2 separate regions of the Mus musculus genome follow, and region 2 is linked to region 1. A link is a loop called in an ENCODE intact Hi-C map of the cell type or tissue named here. Cell type or tissue: left cerebral cortex. All regions are shown on one strand. Each heading gives the region's core, and the rest is flanking DNA. Links, peaks and the distances in the headings are about the cores only.

Region 1 (6,750 bases), core at 444-5,443:
AATCCGTGAATCATACTGAATGACTGGCAGAATGCGGATGCAACCATTCCCCTCAGCCTAACACCCTACATATCCCACCGCAGTACCCACTCCTGGTCTCTGTCCCACGATGCTCACGGCCTGCTAAGCATGCCTGCTTGCCTCTCCCAATCATACCCAGGCTCTCCAGGGACCAACTCCGTTCACTCTTGGACTAGCACTGAACTGCCCTGCAGGAGGCGCCATGTGAATGTGGCCTGAACAGATGACTGGTCTCCAGGGTGCAAGGGCACAACTGGAACTGGGTCAAGAATATGCATGCCTGGTGGATAGATTGGACCCAGAACATTCTGTGGGTGTCTCTGCAACACCTCCAGGCAGGTTTATACTACCTGCCTATCCCGGATAGAAGACTTCAGGCCATCTGTTTGGCCCCTTCAGCCCTGACTGATACACTGGCAGACACAAGGTCAAGGATAGGATCTTTGGCAGAGAAAATGGTCCTCTCCCCTTCTACCTGCTGATACAGAGGTGTGAGGGGGAACAGAACCTGGGTTCTGTCTTCATGCATGAAGGTTCCAGAACTATTATTCAATGCCTCTACACAGGGCATTGAATAAGGAGGGTGTCTGAGTCTGTGTTGTGCCTAACTCTGGTCTGTGGTTCCTGCCCCCCACCCCCACCCCCAAAAATGAGGCAAATCCTTCCAAACTTATCACTCAATGTGTGATAGACAGGAGATGCTGAGGGAGTGCCACTCATTTACAATAATCATCAGATCAAACACTTCACATTCTGCACTGTTTCTGTTTGTACCAGGAGGCAGAACTCGGGACTGGCAGGAAGTAGACACTGGCATTTCTTCTTTATAAGCATGAGAGTCGAAGCTTTCCAGGTTGGAGACGTTCCCAAGAGCCTTCAGCTGGTGGAAACTGAAAAGCAGAGAGCCACTTCCAGCTGGTTCTGCTTGCCAACCCCTCTCTCTGCCCACCCCGTTCTGTCGCTCTCCTATCTGTGTGAGATTTCTACACTACTTCCTCTGACAGCCTGAGGGTCAGATGGGTTCACCGCAGCCCCAGGGCAGACTCACTTATCCAGCAAGCAAAGGTCAGAAAGGGTTCAGATTTCACCCACTTTAGTCCTTTCAAAAGTTAATGCACAATTCATGTGCCAATCCTTACATAACACCCATAACAGGACCTGGGGCAAAATTCTGTAATTAAACGCATCAATATTCAAAGCCCAAGAACGTTCACACGGATAGGTTAAGGTTGACAGCCGAAAGAGTCACAACAACCTTGAGTTGGCTGAGCTGTTTGGGTTTCAGGGTGTCGCTAAGGGATTGAGGAGCTGAGTGTACAAGACAGCTTTACTCCAGCCTGGGGCTCACATATGCTCCCTCTGGCTCTGGGTCATCTCCAGGAGGAACAGAGGTTTCTGCAGCACCCTGACTGGCTGGCTTCATGGCAACCCGGGTGGTTTCCCCTGCATCTGGGTCTTCTGAGTCAGACTACTCATTGTGGTTTGTGCTGACTGTACTCATTCAGGATCGCAGGGAGGGGCAGGCGGATGCTGGTGGTTGGGATGGTCTCAGAAGACAACACCAGCTACTGCAAGGGGGAGAGGCCGAGCAATAGAAACCCAGGCTTGCTGCCACATCAAAACCACCTGCCAGCTTGGTGCTTTCCCTTGGCTTGTCTGTAAAGTTGAGTAAAAAAAAGATTCACTCCTGCAGACAAAGTCCGAGGATGGCACACCTGGAGTGAGGAGGACTCACCTGGAGTGAAGAGGACTCACCTGGAGTGAGGAGAGCTCATCTGGAGTAAGGAAGGAGCACACCTGGAGTGAGGAGGGCACACCTGGGGTGAGAAGGGCACACCTGGAGTGAGGAGGGCTCACCTGGTGTAAGGAGGGGGCACACCTGGGATGAGGAGGGCACACCTGGGGTTCCTGAGGCTGTATCCTTTGAGGCTGTATCCCAGCCTCAGAATCCAAAGTCACCTCCAAACGGAAAAGGGAGCCATCTTGAGTTGAACATTTCACTTGGAATTCCTAAAATTTCCCCACAAGTGGCAAAATCACACCCCAGACCCACTCCTGGGTATTGGATAGAATGGGGCTTAGTGGGGTGGGGGTGGGAGAAGTGAGGCCAGCTGGGGGGAGGAGGAGGACAGTTAAATTTAGGTAGAAAATAAAAACAAGTTGCATCCACGCACCCAAGGACGCGGTTCGATGACTCCACAACCATAGTAAGCATGCAGGTGCAGGAAAGATGGCGTGCTATGAGACCGTGAACACCGTTCTTAGGACTTGGGTTACCTAACCCAGAGGGGCCCCCTCCATGCTCAGGGAAACCAAGCCCAGTGAGCCCTCTCTATGCTCGGCCAGTGGCCAGAAGTCACGCTTCTCTGGGTATACAGCTCCCTGAATGTCACAACTGAATCACATGCTTCTGGAATCTTCTTTGACAACAGTTTAGCACAAAGGATTCTGGGAGTTAGAACCCAGACCAATAACCTGTCCTGTGTCCTGAGCATTCGAAGACCGACTCAGTATTTACATCTACCCCACTCCAAAGCATGCTTATGAAGACACCAAGGGGCAGCTGGGGCTCTCGGGGTTTCACACAGACCAGGCCCAGGGTACACAGATACATCATCCACCCTTTGTCAACCTCCGAGCAGAAAGCTGAGCAGCCCCGAATCGCGGAGGAAGACTGGCTTTTGTTTTTGTTTTTGTTTGTTTGTTTTTTTATAGATGAGGAAAAGAGAAGCCCACGTGGGCAGAACATGTGGAGATTATGCAGATAGGCATTGAGGCTGGAACCCAAGGAAAGGACAGCACCCTGGGGCAAGGCGAACAGTGAGACAGGGAGGGAAGTGCCCAGGACCCATGCTCTACAGGTCACCAGCTAGCAGACAGCCTTGGGATTTAGTTGATGTCTGCTGCCATCAAGTGGTGATTCTATGGCATATCAGCCAAACAGGCTTTTGAGAGACAGTGTCCCACAAGACCAAAATCTAACTTCTTATGACTCTAAGATACTGCCTTCCTCTCCACTCCTGTTTTCTCATGTGCACATGGGATCTCGCAAGGACTGTACAGCAAGCGATGTCTCAGACGAGCAGAAGGGCTTCCAGCTGCCTTCTATGCATTCACTACAGAGGAGTAAACTCTCTGCCTATCTAGGAGCACACAGTGGGAGATCCTGACTGGCCTCTGAACACACCACTCTTCCAACCCAACTGTGCAGCCAAGGCAGGCACCAGGGCACGCCTACACGACATATCCTGGAATGGGATAGAGGAAGTACTCTGGGTCCATCTCGGCATCCTGTAACACACCAGGAGCATCTCCTTGCCAGCACCCTCAGTACCTGCCCGTGGTGCTGTGGTGGGAATGAAGCCAGCCTCTTCCTGTTAGAGTCTAGTAAACTAGAATGAAAACTCTGCTGGGGCTCCTCCGCTCTTACCCCTGGAGACAGTGCCTGCAACACAGCAGGTGCTCAACACACGTGTGATGACTAAGTCACCAGGGGCTCCATAGCCTTGGGTTCAGAGCTGCCCAGGGGAGGGGGCTTTGAACTCCAAGAGCTGTGGAGGATGGATGTGGAGAGAGCACTGTGAGGAAACACCTGTGATCTACACAGGGGAGAGTGGCTATGTCAGCCTCTGGGGTGGGGTGGGGTGGGGGAGGCAGCTGTGATTTGGTGCTCGGTCTAGATCACATAGAGGTGGTGGATCCCCCTACTACCTCTTCCTTGGGGCAAACCAAGGAAAATCTTTTTTTAAAAAGATTTATTTCTTTTATGTATGGGAGTACACTGTCGCTATCTTCAGACACAGCAGAAGAGGGCGTCAGATTTCATTACAGATGGTTGTGAGCCACGATGTGGTTGCTGGGAATCGAACTCAGGACCTCTGGAAGAGCAGATGGTGCTCTTAACCACTGAGTCATCTCTCCAGCCCCCAAGGAAGATCTTAAAGGCTTGTTTACATGGCTGTGAGGACAGTTCCTCACTGGGGTATAAGATCACCCTGGACCACATTTCTGCGTGGCTGGTGGTGGCTGCCCAGGTGACAGTGTTGGGCAGGACTCTGAAGCCACATCCAGCCGTGTGTGCTGAGAGGGGTTTGGGGGGTGCGGTAGGTGTGGCTGCTGCAAGCACACATGTGGACGCATGCCACACAATAGCAGTGCTACCTCCTAGGTGGTTCCCAAAGGAGGTAAGACAGATGCACGACGTCACACTGGAAAGCAGACTGTGCCTTTTATTATGATTTCCACATAAAAGTCATGTCCACAGAACACCCACCCCTGCAAGCTCTGGCTGTCACCTGCCACGCAACGACACCATCACATGACACTGCTCAGGCTTGGGAGAGAATCTTTGGATATTCCTATCCTATATGTTCTTTTCTAGACACCGAGCCCTCCCTCTCAATCTCGAGGACCGGGAAGAAAATGACACACACTGGTTTCTCTCTGGGATGGCAACATCTCCACAGACCTAAACTGGATAGAGAGGAAGGTGACCAAGATCTCTCAGAAGCCAGGGAGAGAGCTCTGCATGTCACACAGAAACAACCCAAGGGGCTTACGGTGCTTTTATTTGGGAGCGCAAGTCTATGCTGGGTTTTCATCATCCGTGGGCACAGAATGTCTTGCCTGTTTTTCTCAGGTGCTAATCCAGAGCTGAAAGAGATGGTGGCTGCCTGGTCCATGGTCTGCTGCTTCCTTCCATCATTAGACTGGGGAGAGAAACAGTCTGCAATCATGGAGGGAGGGAGTCCAAGCTCAGGATGATGGCTGTGGCCCACCTGGCACTGGGCAGAGATGGCTGGGTCTTCCTACTCTCCAGTAATTTGTTCTTGCTGGTTCTACAGGTGTTGTCAGCATCTGCCTCGGGATGAGGTCTGTTCAGATTACAGTAGCCCTGAGAGGAGAGGGGCCACATAACGAGTTCTCTTTTTTCAGCCAGCAGGATCTAGGCTTGGACAACCCACCCGGAGATGGCTCTCATGCCACAGAGATGCGGTAGTGATCACCACGTGCTGCAGTCAGTCAGGAAGGCTGTGTGGGATTGCTTGTAAATGTTCAAACAAGGGGTCACGGGAAGAGCGCATCTCCTTTCTTTGGTTATGAAGCTCCTTGTAAACAGAAAGCAAGCTCCCAGGTTTAGAGGATACACATCAGGGCAGAGTATAGCACAGCTCCGTTCTAGGAAGGGATCTGCTACCAGGATCCTGAAAGGGCATGGACTGATAACACAGGACTCATGAGGAAACCTAAGGATGGTTTATGAGTGACTGGGACCCTCTTCCTCAAGCCATCCCCATGACAACGAACTACCCCATACAGGGCTGACCACTGAGCTTCACGGCTCTGCTATGAGTAGCATGGAAGGACACAGAACTAGGGATGGACAGGAAGGAAGGTGCCATCTCCCCGAGACTCTAGGGAGTCCTCTATCCCAGGTATGTATTTGGAAACAATTTTTATTGACCCTATGCCTGGGACTTTGGAGACCGTCCCCATCCCACCATTTCTTAGGGTCTCCAATGAGTGTTCCAAGGTCATCTGAGATACACCATCTCCTCCATTTTGGGGACTAGGTGAGGAGGGCGGCGTTGCTGTTCACATCTTCAAAGAGTTCACATTTGTGCTGCAGACGGTGGCCTGTTCCAAACCTTTGTAAGTTAAAGCTCAGGCTTGCTGGCAGGCCTGGTGTCCGTGGCTCCTGGTTAGAACAGGATGTTAAACACCTTGTTCAAGGCTGTGCTGCTAGCTGGGCGGTGGTGGCGCACGCCTTTAATCCCAGCACTTGGGAGGCAGAGGCAGGCAGATTTCTGAGTTCGAATCCAGCCTGGTCTACAGAGTGAGTTCCAGGACAGGCAGGGCTACAGAGAGAAACCATGTCGGGGACGGGGGGGGGGGGATGGGGGGGGATGGGGGGGGATGGGGGGGGATGGGGGGGATGGGGGGGGATGGGGGGGATGGGGGGGGATGGGGGGGATGGGGGGGATGGGGGGGATGGGGGGGATGGGGGGGATGGGGGGGGAGACTATGCTGCTGGGTCACTCTGTCCCACTTGAGACAGTCTCTTCCAGCTCTCACTGCTGCTGCTTAGAGGGTTTATTTTGTTTTGGTTTTGTATTTTTTTCCTAAGGAGACGGGTTTCCCAACCCTTTGCAAGGGAGAGGACATTCAGAAAGGAAAGCTTCCAGCTGGCGTGGATACCGTGCCTCAAATGCCACGAGTTGGCTCTCTAGAAACTTCCTCCAGCCACCTTAAAGAGCCAGTCCTCAGGGTGGCCAAGAGTGGCCTGGTGTGACAACAAGGACAAGTACCCAGTCACTCCAGGATCTGAGGTCTTGCTTCTAAAGCCATTTTGTAGCTGAAGATTTAAACCACGTGACGCGGACATGGTTCTGGGCCATTAGGCAGGAAGACAGCTGCGCTGTGCAAAGTCGGCTCTGGGTTTCAGGCTACAATTGGACCTTATGGTGATCACAGGAATTCTTGCTTTGCTCTTTCTGTAGTTTCTATATTATCCTACAACGCAAAAACACATTGATTTTGTTGCAGGATTTAAAACATTTATTTTTCCCTGTTGGAGATCTAGTGGGGGTGGGGGTGGGGTGGGCGGGGGATGTCTGTACACAGCATTAGGAACGAAACTGTGGTTCTGCTCTGCCCTGCCTTGACCTGGACTTCATCCAAACACAAGGACGCTTCACCAAGAGCTTTAATCTTGTGAAATGTGCAACT
Region 2 (6,750 bases), core at 1,311-6,310, 250 kb before region 1:
GTGCTGTTTGAGGCAGAGCTCTTAGGCTGTTTGCTACTTGGTTTGGAAGACTGGCTGGCTCTCAAACTTGCGGGGATTCTTCTGTCTCCACTTGCCTTCCCCTGGAAGAGTGTGGGGATTAAAGGTGTGCTGTGTGCCTGGCTTCTATGTGAATGCTGCCAATCTGAACTCAGACCTCCATCCCCCATATGTGCACAGCAAGACTTTACTCAAAGACATCTCCCGAGCACCTAAAGTGTTAGTATCTGATCTTGTAAAAAATGCTTGTACCAATGTAGATGGTAATGTATCAATGTACAACAGTAAGTAACATTATGGGAAAAAACACCACCACCCTTTCTTATTTGTCAACTAAAACCTCCTATGTAATACACACTGACTTCTCAGGTATAACTAAGAGCAAGAAGAGCAGGGACAATGACAAAAGCAGATAGCAAGCTGGCGAGGATGTAAGGCTGGAGGGGACTTGGAATGCTTATGTAGTGCACTGGGAACACAGTGCTGCTGCTGCTCTGCTGCTGTACAGAGTGTGGTGGCTTCAAAGGTTGAACATGATTAGCATAGAACAGCAATTCTACTCCCAAATACACGTAGCACTCAGGGAGATGGGACTGTACAAAGAGATTCAAATAACAGCCTGCCATGCAACAGCCAAAAAGCAGAATGAAGGCAAGAATTCATAGATAGATAAGTGGATACATAAAACATAGGTGCCATGCCATAGACTAGAATGTAGTCTTCCCTAATGAGAAGTGCTATTTGAACATATTCTGTGACATGTATACCCCTTGGCAAGGTCAAGCTAACAAAAAGAAGCCAAATGGAGAAGGACAGATAGGTACTGGATAAGCCACCTAGATCAGATGCCCAGACAGGAAAGTGCAGACAGGACATGGGTAACTACTGATGAGGACTGGGGGAAGGACTGGGGGAAGGACAGGAAATTCATGATGGGCACAAAGTCTACATAGGAGGATGACAAGTTCTGGAAGCAGAGAGCGCCAATGGCTGCACAACGCTGAATGTATTCCTATTACTGAACTCAACATTTTGACAACAGTCCTCAAATAAATGAAGCAAACATCAAAAGAACTGAAAGTAGAAACAGATATAATTCTATCCTAATTGTTGGAGACTCCAATCTTTCACTCTCAATTTGGACAGAACAGTTAAAAAGAAAATAAGCAAGGATACAGAAAAATTGAGCACTATAATCCAACCGACAGCCTAACATAACCAAAGAGCCACAATCTCCACTCCACTACAGCCGCAGACCTGGGGCAGCCTCTGAGCAGGTTGTGTTGTGTGTGTTTACACACAGCAGTGCAAACGTGGGCAGAGCACAGCAGCTCCTCAGTGGAGAGCGGGCAGACAAAGGTGGCACACAAGGGAACACTACTCACCTAAGTAACTGAACCTGACAAATATAACATACACTGGGCTCAAGGCTGTCGTGCTAAGAGAAAGAAGCCGCACCACACGGAAGAGTCATCAGAAGCCAAGAATTGTGGACAAGGGTGCACTGTGGGACACACTACAGCTTCCAGGGTGAGATTATTTTCTCTGTTGTGGGGGATGTTGAAGGGTGGGAGGGCAGGTATAGGGGGGGGGGGGGGAGGACGAGTGGGACTGGGGTGCATGATGTAAATCTCACAAAGAACAAATAGCCAAAAAGAACAAATAGGTTAAAAAAAAAAAAAAAACCAAGCAAACAAAAAACCTCTACATTTTGATCCCAAACGTCACATAGTTGCCAAATCCACTAACCTAACTCACATCGACTTTATAGTCAAGGTTCTTTCACAAGTGAGCAAGAGTTGGAAAAACCCAGTGGGAGATTATTTACCTAGAGTATGAGGCCCTGGGTTGAATTCCTAGCACTGCAAAAAAGTAAAGAAAAGTGGCCAAGATGTTAAAAGAAGAAAACATAATCCCAACAAGAGACAACAGGGCACTGCTCTCACCTCTGCTGGATATGCTGGGCATGGTCTGAGGAATCATGTTACTGCTTGTATCCATAGGCTGGGAATTATCTGGGGCCATCTGATCATCAGGTGGCATATAGGCAGGGGGAGGGGTGTCAGCTAAGAGAAAGAGAACGAGACACATTAATTCCTCGAAGAGTAAGGTCTTCATTCTTTTTAAGTTACAAGGTTATCAGCAGGATTCATTACTGAGCACATACAGATGTACGACACACACTGTTCAAGAGCAGACATAGCCTCTCCTGCAGACCTATTACAAGCATGGATTAACTCAGACCCTTGGTAATCCAGGATACCAGGATTAACAATAAATTGGAACCCAAGGTCAAGTTTCTTTCCTTTAATCTATGTTCAAAGACACTGCAGCTATTGCACAGCAATCTGAGGCTACAAATCACCCAGTACACACAGCACAGGTGATTTTACAGTACCATCAGCATCACATACTGCTGTGTCACTCCAAGTTTGCTTTAACAGTAGCAACAGCTATTTCATTCTGTTGCAATGCCCTAGGAACCATCATGCCCTAGTAAATGGGCATTAAAATCTATTAATTTTATTTATTAAATTAATAAAAATCTTTGGGCTTCTAACACTCAGAGTTGTGAATTTTTGCAAATGTTACAGGTAGACTTACTTTTCTCAATAACTATAAAACTGAAGAGAAGTTCCCCAAGGTTTATATAGGGTATCTTGAGACAGAGTTATATATGGCACTGAAATCTAAGATGATGCATTCACATTTGTTTTTGAGATAACTCTTAACAGCAAATTAAAAACGTAGACTTAATTCCCCAATTTCCAGATTTTTAAACATAAAAGAACTTGAAAAATAAATTCTTCAAGAATATGTCATCAACAGCAAGATCTTATATAATAGTTCACTCAGAAGACCAGCACTTAAAACAAGTGCCTAGTTTTAGAGATCATTTTTTCTATCAGTAAAGTCTTACCTGGGAGTTGAAATGGACTTCCAGGTCCAGAGCTTGCTGGGGAGTTGGGATATGTGCTGCTAGCAGGGGAAGGAGGATAGGGGCTGTTAGGAGATAAGGGGAAAGGAGCGTTGTTGGGTTGGTGGAAAGAATCGGGAAACGTGGCGTTTTGTGGCATGTGCGGTTCATTGTGGCTCAGGTTCCTGAACTGAACCAGAAGGCTGTGTTGTGGATTGAATTCATTGTGACGAGGCACTAATACTGGAGGTAAGACTGAAAGAAAAACAAAAAACAATCAGAAAACGAAGTCACAGCCAGTCAGGAACCTTTAAGGGGTGGTGATTAAAGGCAGAATCTGGATTTGTATTTATGTTATAACCAAACCCCAACACCTTTAGCATTCAGCCTGTGTGAAGGACTCTGGAAGCAGGAAGTTCATAAAGGACGGCACTCTCTATCTGAAGCACATAAGGCATCGAAAAACAGCCATAATAAGCACTTAATGCAACTAACGAGAATTCAAGAACTGTGCATGTGCAGCCGGCAGAGTACCAAATACTGAAAATAACAACACCTGACAGGGCCAAGAGGACGTCACCTGAGGATGCCAGGAGTGAAGAGAGGCAGACAGGAGAGGAAGAGACAGTCACTGATCTACACAGATATAAGATTACAGAGGGAGTTGAGGTCAGTACGTGGAACCCTGAGAAATCTACATTCCCAACGCTGACCACTCTCAAAGTTAGTAAGAGGGCTCATGTTTAGCACTTAGAGAACTGAACTGGTAACATCTCCTCAATGAAGCAACAGGCCTGGTCTTTCCTTCAAAATCAGCCCTCGAAGTAGAACTTCATCTGTGGTTCTTTTCCACTGTTTATTTGAATGACTCTCGCAGTTTTCAGTTCTAAGTAGCTGGGTGTGTGAACACTTCCTCTCTGCCCACTCCCCATATGCTCTACTTGGATCTCTCTGGAGAAATGATCCTTCATTTCAAACTAGCTTGGGGAACATAATGTTTAAGCACTAACACAGACACTGACTAACCGAATCTCCCTGACAACTCTGTAAGGTCATTAGTAGCCGTACTATCCAGCTGAAGAGGACATTAAATCACAGAAAGATTCTCTAACTTGCCTGAGGTTACAGGTAATAAATATATAGTAAAATCATAACCCCAGGACTCATAACCTCAGCCAACAGATAATTCTTTCTAGTCAAACAGATACTGGCACACCTCGCCGGCCTTACTTTCATGCTCATCATACCTTTTATTATCTTTTTCTCTCTGTGACACTTCCTCATGCCACTCTGTGCACTCTTGTATAAGTTAAGGCTTAGCTACTTTGTCTACAACAGTAAACATAGACTTTATTGCTGTGGGATGTTGGTGCTTTCTCCATCTCTAACTCTACACAAGAGAGTACCAGAGTTAGGAAAGCACACGTGTCCACCAGTGCTCAGTGCAGCCAGAGTCACAAACGACCTCCTTTATTAGCACAGGACCAGGAGAGGCACCTACCGTCCCTAGCTGGTCAAGGAGCCCTAACTAGGCTAGCCCTCCCGAGTGAAGCTACCCCTTCCCCAGGAGAGGTGTAGACTTGCAGCCAAGCATGAAGGTTTTATTTATCCATCAGGTGAACTAGCAAGGCATTTCCAAACCACTGCTGTGCTTCATATGGAATGATAAGGTGGACTAAAAGGAAGACCATTCTACTGCCCACTGTCTTCAAACGCTGACAGTGAGAAGGAACAGATACAATTCTTAGATGGATTGCTAGCAAATGCTTAGCTTGAGAATTTTTCAGAAAATATTCCTCCATTAAATCCGCCTTGTTCTTCCTCAATTCCCTCATATTATAGCTCTCCTTGGGCTTCATAAGAAACTGAGATCCACCTCACATATAGAGCAGCAGCTCTAAAGTTCATGGTTAATGTTAACCAATAACTCAGGTCACTGCTAGTCTTTTAGCCTCCACATTCAACTATTCAAGGCTTACAATTCCTCCAGTATGGAAGACTGAGTCTGTGTAGTCATGTAATTGGATAAACCTCCCCCCTTCAGCATATGGCCTATGACATGCTCCTAACCAACAGAATTATGGGCAAAGTAATGGGGAAGCGTTTAAGAATTCATTGCCCTCCTGCAGGAAAACTCTCGTTACCATCATCACAAGCATGCATGCTATCAGAGATAGTCTGTAGAAGGAAAATCTACTACTGTGAGAGAGAATGGCAGTGCAAGAGCAGACATACAGGTGACCTACTGAGGAAAAAGGCAAATGAAGGCGGTCTTCAGCCAATCACCAGCAAGCATCCAATGCCCTGTACAGGAACTAAATCTTGTCACATCTGGACTCCCGAGGTAAACCCAGCCCTGACCAACACCTTGACTAGAAACTCATAAAAGATGCTGCTAAAGTGACTAATGCCTGACCCCCAGAAAATATAAGGTAATACATGTGTTTTGGGTTTAAACTACCACATGTGTGGCTATTTATTATGTAGCAACTAAAATAACTAAGAACCCAACTTGTATCTCAGCTGCTGTGGTGAATCTATCTTGCAAAGTTCACAAGCTGGAAACGTGGCAATGTTGAGAGGTGGGCTCTCACCAGAAGTAATGAGATGATGTCATTGTGGAGGTGGACTCTTTGTTACACGAACAGGTTGCTTGGGCTAGGGTGTAGCTCCACAGTAGAGTACTTGCTTAAAATGCACAAGACTGGATTTGATGCTGGCACCAAAGGAAAACTAAAAGTAGGTTTCTTTGTGCACCTCGCTCCCCTCCCTCCTCTCCGGCTCACTGACACCCATGCCACTCTTCTGTTCTACAGGAGAGTTTATTACAAGACCCTCACCTTCTGGCCTCTTAATCCTGGACTTTCTGCCCGCCACGATTTCTATTGTTAATCTTTAACAAAGGCTAAAGTAACCTTTTAGTTAGTAAACCTAATTACATGCAAATTGGGGAGGTACACGTTGGTTTTGCGTTTAATTCTTTTCAGTTGAGTGAATTTATCCAGTCTGTGTGATAGTCTGCTAAGAAGCAATAAAAGGACTAAGATATCAGCTTATGTAATTAATTCACTGTAAAACAAAACAAAACAAAAACAAACACAAAAACAAAAAACTGACCACTGTACCTAGAAAAGAGTATTATTCTAGGCACTGAAGAATGAGAAATGAGTAAGGAAAGGCCTCCCTCTCAACTCCTAAGATTTGTTCTCTGATCTCCATATGTCCCATGACAGAAGCGCGTGTGCACATGCACGCGCACACATACACACACATACACATACACACAGGCGCAGAAAGTAAAAATAATTTAGTGAAAGACATGTAAGAGAAGAAAATTGTAAAGCCAGAAAAATTGACAGTGTTTGACAACAAAGTTCCCAAACAAACAGGAGAGAAGGAGAGAAGGACCTCGTGTGAATATGGAACATGTGTTTAGCATGACAGAAACATGTAGGCCGCAGAAAGGAAATGGGTGTTACTAGAGAAAGTGCTTATCAATAGCAGGCATGGGGTGTTCACAAAAACTAAATTGAAAAGTTAGAATTCCTTCTAAAATGGAATCTTTAAAAAGGTTGATACAGCCTTTTCGCTAATAAGCCTAGTTGTATGCAATTGGTAAGAGACAAGTTGATGCTTTTAATTCTTAGGACAGTGAAACTTACCTGGACTCTCCACTCTCTTATAGTGGTATGGATTGATACAAACTTCCTTTTGCTTAGATCCAAAAGGAAATTCACAAATATCCAATGGTTTTAGCTCGTGATGGCTCTGCAAATCTGGCCAGCGCCAAACACGGCAATATATAACATGGGGCA

Evidence for each region. A loop is a pair of places that touch in the nucleus more often than their neighbours do. Peaks named below come from ENCODE experiments on the same cell type or tissue, not always from the same donor. Only the 100,000 strongest peaks of a DNase experiment are listed, where the experiment ranks them.
Region 2: it touches region 1 in a loop (2.7-fold over the local background); 6 of 42 quality-filtered maps call a loop at or near these places.

What each region holds. Positions count from the first base shown.
Region 1 is chr13:56,471,714-56,478,463 of GRCm38, reverse strand. It overlaps Slc25a48 (solute carrier family 25, member 48), which reads right to left. Exons shown (of 8, transcript NM_177809.4): 8 at 6,101-6,534. Among named protein-coding and RNA genes, the nearest start is that of Il9, 7.2 kb to the left of the region's middle. In left cerebral cortex, for the core only: CTCF peaks have their summits at 2,939 (motif pointing left) and 3,791 (motif pointing right); DNase peaks (open chromatin) are centred at 891 and 2,921.
Region 2 is chr13:56,723,844-56,730,593 of GRCm38, reverse strand. Smad5 (SMAD family member 5) reads right to left here. Exons shown (of 7, transcript NM_008541.3): 2 at 6,598-6,750; 3 at 2,939-3,190; 4 at 1,965-2,084. Among named protein-coding and RNA genes, the nearest start is that of Smad5, 24 kb to the right of the region's middle. In left cerebral cortex, for the core only: no CTCF peak of the experiment used is centred there; a DNase peak (open chromatin) is centred at 3,845.